3 separate regions of the Homo sapiens genome follow, and all the other regions are linked to region 1. The links are chromatin contacts, found by Hi-C or POLR2A ChIA-PET in ENCODE. All regions are on one chromosome and are shown on one strand. Each heading gives the region's core, a stretch centred on a gene start or an enhancer-like site at or near the end of the contact. The rest is flanking DNA. Distances are from core to core; before and after follow the strand shown.

Region 1 (4,285 bases), core at 714-3,213:
GCAGGTGACTGGGTGGCACAGAGTAGATGACAAGTGAGGTTTGCCCACAGCTCCTGCTATTGCCGAAATCTCCACCCAGCGTGCCACTCCCAGGGCATCCCAAAGACAAGAATTTGCTAGAATGTGGCCAGGTACAGTGGCCCACACCTGTAGTCCCAGCATTTTGGGAGGCTGAGGTGGGAGGATTGCTTGAAGCCAGAAGTGCAAGACAGCCTGGGCAACATAACGAGACCTGGTCTCTATTAAAAAATTAGCTAGGCATGGTGGCACACATCTGCAGTTCCAGCTATTTGCAAGGCTGAGGCAGGAGGATCACTGCAGCCCAGGAGTTCGAGGCTGCAGGGAGCTATGATTGTGCAACTGCACTTCAGCCTGGGCAACGGAGCAAGACCTTATCTCAAAAAAAACAAAAAACAAAAACAAAAAAAACTTGCTAGAATGTAAGAAAAGTCTAGTCCTGACATGGTTCATGTCACATTAAGGCACATCAAAAACTCCATGGACACAAAGCTTTGCAAGACTTCAGACTAAAATAACAAAATGTCAGTATTTGGTAAAATGCAGGAAAATAAACCATTTATTTTATATGTACTCACGTACTTTGAGGTTTTTTCCAGCAGCCGCATGTGTTTTAGATTCCTTTGTTTAAGCTTGGCTTCATCTTGGTTCTTTTCCTGTCTGTTCTCCCAACCCCCTTCCCACCCTACAGAAAAGGACAGGGGCGGCCCGACTGGGCGATATTTGGGAGACTTACTGAACACAATGAGACGATTTTGTTCAAAGAAAAGTTTCTGGATTGGACAGAACTGAAAAGACCAAATGAGAAGAACCCCGGGGAACTTGCCCAGCACAAGGTATTCCAGTGACCAAGTCTCAAACCTCAGGGCTTGGTTCGGGTCCCAACAAAAGTGGCCTTGATGTAAAATGATCAAATCAGGATAGTTCGCATGGCTGTCACCCCAGATGTATCATTTCTTTGTGGTGAGAACATTCAAATCTTCTCTTCTAGCTATTTTGAAATATGCAATACAGTATTGGAAAACAGTCACCCCACTGTGCAGGAGAAAACCAGAGCTCATTCCTCCTCTCTGATTGTCATTTTGTACCTGTTGGCCAACATCTCCCTATCCTCCCTGTCCCGTCTCCTTCCCACACCCCCTTCCCCATGAAACAGATGCATTTATCAACACATCAAATCATATCCATAATAATGTGTCAACTAAAATACTTTTTTAATTAAAAAAAATGGACACACATACACACACACACACACACACCCCTTAAAGCTAAGAGGCCTTCCCAGGATTCACTAATAGAACAGCAGACTGGCCTCCAATTCTAATCTGACTCTGGGAGGTGAAGAGTCGGGTTTGCACCTGTTTTCAGGCACCCCATGCACCAGTGTGGCCAATGGGTGTTCAGACCTGCCAGAGTCTTTCTGAAAATGCAGCCTTTCCCTGACTGCAGTTAAACATCCTGAGACAGAGTGTGGAAGGTGTATTTTTATGCTGTCCCATGAACAGCTGAAGCAGCGTTGAGTGTGACAAGGAATAGCTGCGGAAACAGGCAACTGAACCGATGTCTTCATGTTCCCCTATAGGAAGACTCCAGGGCCGATGTCAAGCGGAACAACGTGACACGGATGGTGTCCGTGCCCCAGACGACAGCAGGTGCCATCCTGGACAGGGTGAACATTGGCTGTGGCTGTGGCCTGGTGGAAGGACACCACAGGAGGCAGTTTGAGATCACCAGTGTCTCCGTGGATGTCTGGTACATCCTGGAATTTGACTATAGCAGGCTCCCCAAACAAAGCATCGGGCAGTTCCACGAGGGGGATGCCTATGTGGTCAAGTGGAAGTTCATGGTGAGCACGGCAGGTTAGTGAGCGCTTATGGCTTTCTCCAGCTGAAAGAGGTCAGCCCAGCAGCCCTGCGGGAGCCAGCTTCTCCAATGAACCCTGTCATGCCCTCTGCTGCGTGCGTGCAGTGGGGCACCGCAGTCATACGCCTTTGAGAGCCAGTTAGTAAACCACAGAGATGAAAAGAAGTAAGGCCGAATTCCTAACAACCTAGCATTGCCGAGGCCGCTGGTGTTCACCTGTAGAAATTGAACTTGCACATCAAGGCTTCTCAGCTCCCTCTCTCCCTCCCCTGCCCCTGTCCCCAGAGATTTTCTGGGAAAGAGATGATTGGCCTCTAAATGGTATTTCCCATGTGGCTGTGTGCTGCTTCAACTAAAGTCGTTAAGTAGAGCATATCTTCGTGATTTAAAGCTGGAACCAATGGTGCTGTAACATTATAGTAAATACATGCACAGAAGATTGATTTGAAAAGTGAAAGAGGCTGTTTCTCCTGAGACTGAGAGCACAGGTGGTGCTTTGTGGGTCTGGTGTAGTAAATGCAGAGTCTAAACTCTCCTCGGTTCCTGATGGTGACAGACCCCATTGCAAAACACTCACCCGGATGCTTGGCGCTGGGGAAAGGGGGAGTCCGGTGAACTCCGGAGAAATCATCCCTTTCCTTGCCAAGGAGGAGCCTTTCCCACAGCGCTCCTCACCCCTTCCCATTTAGGAGAGCATGCAGGTCACAGGTCTGTGATTTCAATTCAGAAGGGAGTTTTTTCACCTCTTTTCAGCCTCCTTGCTGTGCGGGTGCACCTGCCCCCGGGGCCACAGGAAGCACAGGCAGCTGTTTGCTGATCAGAAAACTGCAGGCTTGGAACCACGTGATTTCTTTCCTGATTTATACAAAATGCATCTGTTTCATCAACTGACACCATTTCCTGAGCATCTACTCTATGGGAGACACTTTCTGTAGGGACCAAGTAAAGATTTCAGACCCTGTCTCCAAGACAGTTATCCATGATGTAAAGCAAGTGCAGGAACACCCAGCAGGCGGGTCTCACTGAGCACACGGCCAGTGGGGCTGTGTGCTGTGCAGAGCCGGGCTGTGGCCCAGAGGTCCCCCTGCCCCCTCAGGGCACGATGCTGGGGGCTTTACCCTGCCTCTAGCTGAGTGCCTCCTGGGTTTCCTGAGACTTGTTCTGTTGTGATGCTAATTTCTCAGATGAGGAACAGGACCTTAAGATCAAGGAACCTGCCTGAAGCCACAAGCTAGCAGGGAGTGGAGCGGGACACTCACATCCAGGCCTGCCTCTTTTCAAACCCAACTGTGCTGCTAACCCACCCTGCATGCAGGGAGTCAGAGTGGGGCTCCAGCACAGGATGTGGAGAGCCGTGAGTTTGGCTACAAGGAGGGGCCGAAGATCCCAGTCACCAGACTGTGGAGCAGGTCAGGGTTGAACCAGCAGCAAGGCGACTTGAGGTTGGGCCGCTGAACACACCAAACTTCAGGGGCTTCTTAAACAGCAGGAAGGGGATCTTCCAGGGCCCAGGCAGCTCCAGCCTCTCCTTCCAGGGAGTAGTGGGGTGTCAGACAAGGACCCCCAGTGGGAGGAACTCCCTTTCCTCCCTCTTCCCCTCCCCTCCGCTCCCCTCCCCTTCCCTTCCCTTCCTTGACAGGGTCTCACTATGTTGCCCAGGCACTTTCTTTCTTCACTTCTTTCTTTCCTTCTTTTCTTTCTTTCTTCTTTCCTTCCTTTCTTCCCTCCCTCCCTCTCTCCCTCCCTCTCTCTCTCCCTCCCTCCTCTCTTTCTTTCTCTTTCTTTCTTTCTTTCTTTCTTTCTTTCTTTTTCTTTTCTTTTCTTTTCTTTTCTTTTCTTTTCTTTTCTTTTCTTTTCTTTTCTCTCTCTCTCTCTCTCTCTCTTTCTTTCTTTCCAGCAGACTTATAACTTTGAAAAAGTCCAGCTTTGGAGAATTAAGATAGAGCAGGGAGCGTTCAGATTCCAGACCATCCCTCCAGCAGGGGGGAAGCACAGCCCCATGGCACTTGCAGTCACTCCGTAGCCAACGCGGAAGCTCTGGCCCCTTGGTGACACTAGTCCGGCTCCCCTATCACTTGTGCGCACAAGGGCCACACCTGCAAACAGGACTGAGTCAGAGCTCAGGGTGCACTTCTGGGAGAGGGTCAGCAAAAGCAGCAGCTGCACAGGTGGTACAGCCTCCACTTGGCCAATGCTGGCCGGCCTGCTAGGGTCAATGTCCTGGCCCAGTGCCTGCAGGGTAGGGTTGCTCGTGCCCCACCAGGGTCAGGAGACAGCTGCTTGAGGTGCTCAGGGATGCTGAGCCAGGCTCCTCCGGGGCGTGATAGGGGTTTAATTTCTATAAATAGGTGGCTCTGGGGCAAGAATACTTAACCACGAGCAGTCTTCATATCTCTGTTTTCTG
Region 2 (4,285 bases), core at 704-3,203, 120 kb before region 1:
TTTCATTTATTCGTTTATATCAATATGAACTCATGGATTCTTGTTCTACACCACTTGGTTTGATTTTTACATTATCCCCACTTTGGCCAGTAGGGGGCCCTAGCTACCTCCCACATCCTCCTGCTATAGCCCTTCAGTCTGTTTTCCTGACTTTCCAGCACAAGTCCTTTTTTCTTTTTGGCTAAATCTAATGATCCATGTAGTCTGTCCTGTGAGCTTGGGATTCTACCCAGAAGTCAACAGACAAGAGAGGAATTTTGATAAAAGATTAAAAAAAAAAGACAGTTTCTGAGTAAAATGATAGCCCAAGGCATCTCCTTTCTAGACCTCCGATGAATTGATGAAGAAATATGAAAAACAGAAAAGACTCCATAACAGTGCAGGAAATTAGGGAAGAGATCCCCTGCATATTAGAAATTCAATTTCCCTTCTCAAGAAACAGCAGCAACAAGGGCTGAGATCACTTATAAGTGGGAGCTAAATAATGTGTGCAGGGCTGGGCACGGTGGCTACACCTGTCATCCCAGCATTTTGGGAGGCCAAGACGGGCAGATCACTTAAGCCCAGAAGTTCAAGACCAGCCTGGGCAACATGGCAAAACCCCATCTCTTTGGGGTATGGCGGTGCATATCTGTGGTCCCAGCTACTCAGAAGGCTGAGGCTGGAGGATTGATTGAGCCTGGGAAGTTGAGGCTTCAGTGAGCTGTGATCACACCACTGTGCTCCAGCCTGGGCAACAGAGAAAGACCCTGTCTCAAAAAATAATAATAATAAAATAATGTACACACATGGACATAGAGTGTGAAATGATAGAGATTGGAGACTTAGAGGAAGGGGGGTGATGAGAAATTACTTAATAGGTACGGTGTACATTATTCGGGTGATGGATACACTAAAAGCCCCGAATTTACCACTATGCAATATATCCCTGTAATAAGTTACACTTGCACCACATACATTTATACAAATAAAAAATTTTTTAAAGAAGAAAATAATTGTAACCCTTGTTCCAGGGCCTCATGGCGTTTCATGCCACCTGGGCGAGACAGCGTGCGTTCTTACTGGGCACTGGCACTTTGGACGTCTGTCGAGTGACTGACTTTTGGAAGGTCCTCATCATCTGTCTTAGTTGAAATCTCTTTTAATGATCAGGTTACCCAATGAAAGTATACTTTGTATGGATCAGAAAGACCCTTTGTTTCCCGCAATTAATTAAGTACACTAGCTTTGCAAAAGCATCTTCAACCTCTATCAGGCTATAGAGATTCCGCCTTTCTCCCACCACCTCCAACCTTGGCATTGCTCCCACAGCCCATCTGGGGGCCGGTGCCCCCTCTTCTCTGTGCCGTCTGCTTCCACCCTGCTAATCTCTTTCTTTTATTATTTTTTAATTTATTCTTCTTATTTATTTTTTGTCTTTTTTTTTTTTTTTTTTGAGACCCAGTTTCACTCTGTCACCCAGGCTGGAGTGCAGTGGTGCAATCTTGGCTCACTGCAGCCTCCACCTCCCGGGTTCAAGCAATTCTCATGCCTCAGCCTCCCAAGTAGCTGAGGTTACAGGTGCAAACTGCCATGCCAAGCTAATTTTTGTATTATTAGTAGAGATGGGGTTTTACCATGTTGACCACGCTGGTCTCATGGTCTCCACCCGCCTCAGCCTCCCAAAGTGCTGGGATTACAGGCATGAGCCACCACATCCAGCCACTATTTATTTTTTGTCCTTCTAATCCTTGGAACCTGTGAATTGTTTTTCCTTATTTATTTAATTACGTATTTATTGTTATGCTGCTAATCTCAAAGGACGCTTTCTTCTAGAAAGCAGAAACAATTGATTCTGCAAATGTGTGGTTTCCCATTGACATCTAAGGAAAAATGAAACAGGGCCTGGGAGACAGTTTACACCGTATTCATCCAGGACATTCTCACTGATGGACTTTCCACGAAAGCTCTGCAAGTTTTCCTTTCAGTTTCACTGTCCGTTGGCCGGTACTGGTTGCTTGACTAAGCCCTGTTGGCGTGGGTTACTGCTCACCCTGACAGGTCTTTGTGAAACATGAAACAATACAAACATTCTTCTCATTTCCCCTCCGTTCTTCCTCTTGGAGCTGTTCCCAGTCCCGGTGGCCCTTCTGAAGCCGAGTGGGAAGCTCAGAAGGAACCTCTGGATTTGTTTACCGGTGTCAGGAATGGAAACTGCTGGGGCACCTGTGTACTCTTGCTGGTTTCTTAAACTCTGTCTGAATCCCACACACCCTTGCTTTTCGGGGAGTTGTGGCTGGCTGGGACAGGAGCAAGGAGTCTCTCCTTTGAGTCAAAGGAGGCACAGTAGCCAGAAGGAGGGCTTAGATATGAGAATGTTACAGGCCAAGAAGCTAGACGGACCATCTGGAGAGTGACCAAAATGAAAAGCGCAGCGGCAGTTGTGCAGCTGTGGTCTGGAGCGAGGTGTCCAGGGTCTTGGGCAATGGAAGACATAGAGGAGGCCAGAGATGATTGCTTCCAATGGAGTCTGTAGCTCGCACTTGCTTTTGTGGCCAGTGATGTGAGCAGATGGGTTTACCAGGCTATAAGCTTTTGGTGGCTGTGTGCAAAGACTTCCACTGAGATGATCGTGTCTCCTCAGGCACATCTGGGTGTTGGTCCTGACAGCTGGAGTATTGGGGTTTGAGTTTTGCCTGAAGGACTCACTGGTGAGGCTGAACCAAGTGTGTTTCTTTGGCCATCACAAGGACCCAGGCAGGATGTCATACTCAGCAGTACAGCAAGAACTGGTCCAATGCTTCAGATCTGTGATTCTCAATGGGCAGAGGGCAATAAGTAATGTCTGAAGACTTTTTAAAAAAAAATTAATTAGAGAGAGGGTCTTGGCTCACTGCAGCCTCCAACTCCTGGGTTCAAGTGATCCTTCTGCCTCAGCCTCCCAAGTAGCTAGGACTACAGAGGTGTCCCACCATGCCAGGCTTGAAGACTTTAAAATTTTATATATTTTATTTCAATTTTTTTTGAGTTGTGGTCTCACTCTGTCACCCAAGCTGGAGTGCAGTGGCGTGATCAAGGCTCACTGCAACCTCCACCTCCCCAGATTCAAGCAATCCTCCTGCCTCAGCCTCCTGAGCAGTTGGGATTACAGGCGTGAGCCACCACACCTGGCTAATTTTTGCATTTTTGGTAGAGACGGGGTTTTGCCATGTTGATCAGGCTAGTCTCGAATTTCTGAGCTCCAGCAATCCACCCATCTAGGCCTCCTAAAGTGCTGGGACTACAGATGTGAGCCACCCCCAGCTCGGCCTAAGTTTATTTTTTGTTCCTAGGTATTTGAGAGGTGCAAGTGCAGGTTTCTTACATGTGTATTTTGCATAGTGATGAAGTCTTAGCTTTTAGTGTACCTATCACCTGAATAGTGAACATTGTACCCAATAGGTAATTTTTCAACACTCACCCCCTCCAACCCTCCCACCTTTTGTAGTCTCCAATATCTGTGATTCTATTCTGTGTGTCCATGTGTACCCACTCTTCAGCTCCCACTTATAAATGAAAACATTCCATATTTGACTGTTTCTGAGTGATTTCACTTAGGATAATGGCCTCTAGTTCCATCCATGTTGCTGCAAAAGACATGATTTCATTCTTTTTTATGGCTGAATAGTATTTCATGATGTGTGTATATATTATATATAATTATATAATATATTATATATTAGTATACATGTACATAATATATTATGTAATATATAATAACATTTAATATATTACATTATATAAACAATATATTATATTATATACATAATAATTATATATTATATATTATTATATTACTATAATATATAAATATAATATATAAATATATACTATATGTTATACTATGTATACACTATATATACTATATTATATTAATATATTATATATAATAGTTAAATATTTTATATACAATTATATGTACAATAATATATAATTATTCTATATATAGTATAATGATATATATATCATATTTTCTTTGTCCAATTCTCCATTGCTAAACACTTAGGTTGATTCCATATCTTTGCTATTGTGAATAGAGCTGTGATAAACATATTAGTGCAGATGTTTAGAAGACATTTTTGAATGTCACTGAGTGGGGATGCAGCCAGCATCTAATGGGTAGAGGTCAGGGATGCTGCTAGACATTCTACAAGACACAGAATTATCAGTGCCCTGTGAGAAAGAATTATTCAGCACTAAGGTTGAGACACCTGCCTAGATTCTAGGAAATACAATGTCGTAAGTTAGCCACTGGGAGGGTGCTAAA
Region 3 (4,285 bases), core at 851-3,350, 78 kb after region 1:
CGGGCAACTGTGCCATGCTAACAGCTCTGTGGTGGAGCTACAGATGCTTAACCTGTCCTACAACAGGGCATCTGTCTTTCCAGCTATTTTATATCCAGTTGGGTCTCCTACTCTAAACTCTTTTCTAGCAGGTGGGGCATGGTAGTGTGCATCAGTAATCCCAGAAACTCAGGAGGCTGAAGTGGGAGGATCTCTTGAAGCCAGGAGCTGGAGACCAGCCCAGGCAACACAGTGAGACCCCCATCTCTAAAAAAACTTTTTTTGAAATTAGCCAGGTGTGGGGTCCTGGGGTTTCTGGGGTCCCTGCTTCTAGCCCCTCTGGCGGGTGAGCCCCGCGGGGAGGGTCCCAACGTGGCAAGGAGACCTACAAAGGGAGGCCGAGGCACCGGTGCAAGCACAAACCACACAGCAAAATTAGCCAGGTGTGGGGTCCCAGGGTTTCTGGGGTCCCAGCTACTTGGGAGGCTGAGGTGGGGAAGGCTGCTTGAGCCCAGACGTGGGAGGCTGCAGCAAGCTATGATGGCACCACTACACTCCATCCCGGGTGACAGACAGACTGAGACTTCATCTCTAAAAATAATAATAATAATAATAATAATAAGCTCCTTTCTACCAGAAACCATGTCTAGCCTATATCTGAACTCTCAAGTATGGACCATGGGGGCTTTGCCTACAGCACTGCTCAGGCAGCACGGGAATTCCCAGGAGCTTTTGGAGCTGCATCCAAACTCCAGGAAGGGCTGCCCTTTTCAGTGACCTGCCCTGGCATCCCAGTGCTGGGTGGGAGGGAGCCCTCAGCCCTCCTTCGGTGGGGTAGTGAGGTTTCTGAGCAGAAATCCCAACATCATCTTTCTCATGAGTCCCTCTTTCTGCCCTGTTTGAGAAGGACAGGTTGAAATGCCATCGCCCATCGCTGGGGGCCTCAGCCTTCACCTCTGCCCTCAGGAAAAATGCTCCTTCCCAGGAGGCTACTAACATGGACTATTTGCCTGGTAGAGCCAGGGACCCCGGGGTCCTGATGTTGGGGATCTGCAGGCCCTATCCCCTCCAATCTGCAGAATAAAATAAATCCACAGCCCTCTTCTTCTTCCCAGGCACTGAGGCATCTTCTGCAAAAATAACATTTTCTTCTCTTTCCAGAGCTATGGGTGCATGAACCAAAGGGAGGGCCAAGGCCCACTGGTCCCCATTGCCACTGGGAAGCTCGCCTGCAGGATCCGGAGTGCCTCGGCGCCATCCTCCCTGGAAGAAAGCTCCCTTGTTCCAGGCACACAAAGGATGTGCGCTGGGCAGGCGACAGGCCATGAATGCTAATGGCCCAGGCGCTTGCAGGCTCCAGCTCTGCCTGGCGGGAAAGCCAGCCTGGTGCCTCTGCCACTCTTCACGCTGAGCCAGCCCTGGCCTGGGGCTGCAATGCACATGGCAGCTCCCTTTCCTGGGGACCCCATTTCTTTGCAGTGCGGTGGCCCTGTCCCAGGCCAGAGGCGTGGAGCCCTCCCGTGCCTATCACGTGGGAGCGCCTGGGAACCCAGGCAAGCATCTGTTGCAGACTGCACAAACGTCTAAACATCCGTGCAAACTTGGACCAACAGGTCCTGCTGAAATGTGCTAACCATCTGCTTTTCCTTAGCTGTTTTTGAGCAAATTATGTTTATTATGTTAATTTATTTTACTGTCAACAACACAGAATGACACAGTTGCTGCTAAATATCATTATATATCTCAGCCTGGCATATCACCAGCAGGGCTTTTTTTATTTTGTATTAATTTTTTTGTATATACAACAAGAATAAATACATATTGAAATGTCGATCTATTTAAAATGGTGTCCGGGATGGTAAAGTCATCTGTACAGAAGGCCCTGGTTGCTCACCCTTCCAGCAAAGGCTTTTGCTAGGAGAGGCAGCACAGCGGCCATCTGGGTGGGGGCCTAGGCCTGCAGCCCGCCCAGGTCCCTCCAGACAGTTCCATGTTTGGCCAGGAACATGGGGCTTCTCAGAAGTTTGTGGGGTTAGGAAAGAGAGAGAGCGAGAGAGACAGAGACAGAGAGAGAGAGAGAGAGGCTCCCAGGCGCCTGTTTTCTTCCCCAAACGTCCTCCTCCCTTAAAAAATCCTCCCATTTTCCAGATGGCCAAGCCAGGGGGACCCAGAGGAGCCAGGCAGAGAGAGGGTGTGCCCTAGTGACTCACTGGGAACCACCCTGAAACCCAAACAGCTGGCCAGGGGTTGCAGCTTATAATAATTACGTTTTTGATCATTTCCCCCCTGCAGAGACCAATAAACTCCACATTTCCAGAGAAAGAGAGAGGAGAAAAAATAAGGGCTGCTGAGCAGGAGGGAGGGAAGCCTGACAAGGAGAAGATCGTTCTGGAAATGTACCAAATCATTGCGCGGGGCATGAAGGTACTGCTCTCCACAACTTCCTTAATGCTCAGCTAGTGGCCAAGCTAAGGAAGCTCAAAGTAGCACCATGCAGACTCAAATAGTTCATCAATTAGGTAATAAGCAACAGAAGGTAAGTGCAGTTTCCTGGGAGGAAACCAGGGCCTCAGACAGACACCAGAGCCCCTGCAGAAATGAACAGAGTTTCTTTCATTCCGCTCACAGGCCCGACTGAGATTTCATCTGCACACCCCAATTGGGGGGCAGCAGGAGAGGCCAGGGTGGGCTGCCCTGTGTCGTGGAGGGGAGGTTTGCCTGCGGACCCCTCAGAAGCTGAGAAAAATCCCCAGGTGGCGTTTTCACAGCACCAATGACCTGCATGGTCAAAAGATGTGGTAGCCAGGTGGCTGCTGGCTGTCCCTGCAAATATTTGGTTTCAGAGAATGAGTCGGATTACACAGTTTCATATTTGGAGGCTGAGAGAGCTGCGGCCGTAAGCCTCCATCCTGGCTTGTCTGCAGCAGCCAGTAGACAGCCCATAAAAACACGGGGCTTATGTTCACACAGATGGCTGTTGGTTTTATCGACTTGGGGAGAGGAGCAGAAGATGGTCACGGTGCAGCTGCCTGAGACTCTGTCAAATGGGTCTCAACTGCTGGGGACACAGTGACCATCGAGGGCCACCTGGGTCCTAGAGGCCCCATGAGGTCTGGACATTCTCAGAAGGCTCCCTCCACACCCCTGAAATGTGTACAGGACTCTGTCACTACCCACCTCCCAGAGCCACCACCCTACCTCCTCCCAGTCCCACCAAATGAATGACTAGGGCCCGGGCTTGAAGGATGGCCACAGCGCTGGTTCCTGTCCCTCTGGGTCTCAGGCTGGGCCTCCTTCCTTTCTCTAGGAGCCCACTCAATCCTTGGGAAACAATAATACACTGTTTCACCCTAAAATCGGTGCCTAAATTTTATCTCTTCAAGGGTATCTTCTGTTTAATTGGGAGCTAAGCCTTGAATCAAAGAAACGGATCCGTCATTGCAGAATGTCTTACTTAGTAGATGGCATGAAGGGAGAGCGTCTGGTGCCCTGTGTGTTAACCTCATTGCAGGGAGGAGAAGAAAGTGGGCAGAGACCATCCCAGCCCCACTAAATCCACGCTACCGCCCGGGAGGATCCCAGAAAAGGCAGGGGAAGGGGCTTGGAGAGGGAGGCTGGCCACACGGTGGTGCTATTGCCCACGGCGGTCTAGTTGGCCTCCGAACTGGGGGTGGAGGGTGGGAAGTGGTTAGAACCATCCCCAGCAAAGAGAGAAGAGAGTGCTGACTTCAACTCAGTGGCAACCAGGGGGCATAGATGAAAAAAACAAATTGCAAATTCTTCCACCTCGGCCTCAATCTCTGTGATAAAACCCTGCGGTTCTCTGATGATTTCTGGGGTGATGGGGTGGGGCTGGGTTAAGAAGAGACTTATACTGTGATTCCTGGGTTGGGGGACGGCGCTACGACTCTAAGGTTTTAAGCAGTGATCCCAGCAGGTTAACTGGGGCAGTAAGTGCTGTCTTTCTCGGGGAGGGAGGGAGTTCAGCTCCAAAGGCGGCCTGGTTCGCAGGCTCCTTTCCCTAAGATCCTTTAGAAATCGTTCCCATCCCAGAAAGGAAGCTGGGGCGCAGCTGTGAGCGCCCCCCTCTCCCCCCGCCTGCCCCCACCCCCTCTGAGCTCCCCGCTTTGCTCTGAAAAAAACCAAAAGCATCTCTCGATGCTGGGGTTTCTTCACATAAAGTGATTACCACGTGTCAGAAATAAACTGCAGTCCCCTTTGGAGAACAGTGAGGTTGGATCAAAAAGGAGAACTATTTCAAAACATGCTGCCAGCTCGTCTTTTCAAAAATTTTTCTTTTTTTTTT

What was found. A loop is a pair of places that touch in the nucleus more often than their neighbours do. ChIA-PET counts read pairs that join two places held with the same protein, here RNA polymerase II (POLR2A). Pooled maps may share reads with other maps.
Region 2: a loop to region 1 is called in a pooled map, with 2.4 times the contacts of the local background. The contact joins two enhancer-like sites. A Hi-C loop is called at or near these places in 2 of 50 pooled maps. POLR2A ChIA-PET finds 5 or more read pairs at or near these places in 2 of 52 experiments (activated CD4-positive, alpha-beta T cell and activated T-cell).
Region 3: a map with no recorded cell type shows a loop between it and region 1 (8-fold over the local background). The contact joins two enhancer-like sites. A Hi-C loop is called at or near these places in 9 of 37 single-sample maps with no recorded cell type and 9 of 50 pooled maps. POLR2A ChIA-PET finds 5 or more read pairs at or near these places in 4 of 52 experiments (CD4-positive, alpha-beta T cell, CD4-positive, alpha-beta memory T cell, activated CD4-positive, alpha-beta T cell and 1 more).

What each region holds. Positions count from the first base shown.
Region 1 is chr10:30,702,813-30,707,097 of GRCh38, forward strand. It overlaps the pseudogene SVIL2P. Among named protein-coding and RNA genes, the nearest start is that of LINC02644, 18 kb to the right of the region's middle. RefSeq lists enhancers at 2,254-2,313, 2,430-2,953, 2,834-2,883. Within about 2 kb of position 1,964, at least 6 of the 41 ENCODE cell types and tissues checked have a DNase peak (open chromatin) inside an H3K27ac peak, as active enhancers do.
Region 2 is chr10:30,581,883-30,586,167 of GRCh38, forward strand. No RefSeq gene overlaps it. Among named protein-coding and RNA genes, the nearest start is that of LYZL2, 46 kb to the right of the region's middle. Within about 2 kb of position 1,954, at least 30 of the 41 ENCODE cell types and tissues checked have a DNase peak (open chromatin) inside an H3K27ac peak, as active enhancers do.
Region 3 is chr10:30,780,436-30,784,720 of GRCh38, forward strand. No RefSeq gene overlaps it. Among named protein-coding and RNA genes, the nearest start is that of LINC02644, 59 kb to the left of the region's middle. RefSeq lists an enhancer at 2,711-3,211. Within about 2 kb of position 2,101, at least 10 of the 41 ENCODE cell types and tissues checked have a DNase peak (open chromatin) inside an H3K27ac peak, as active enhancers do.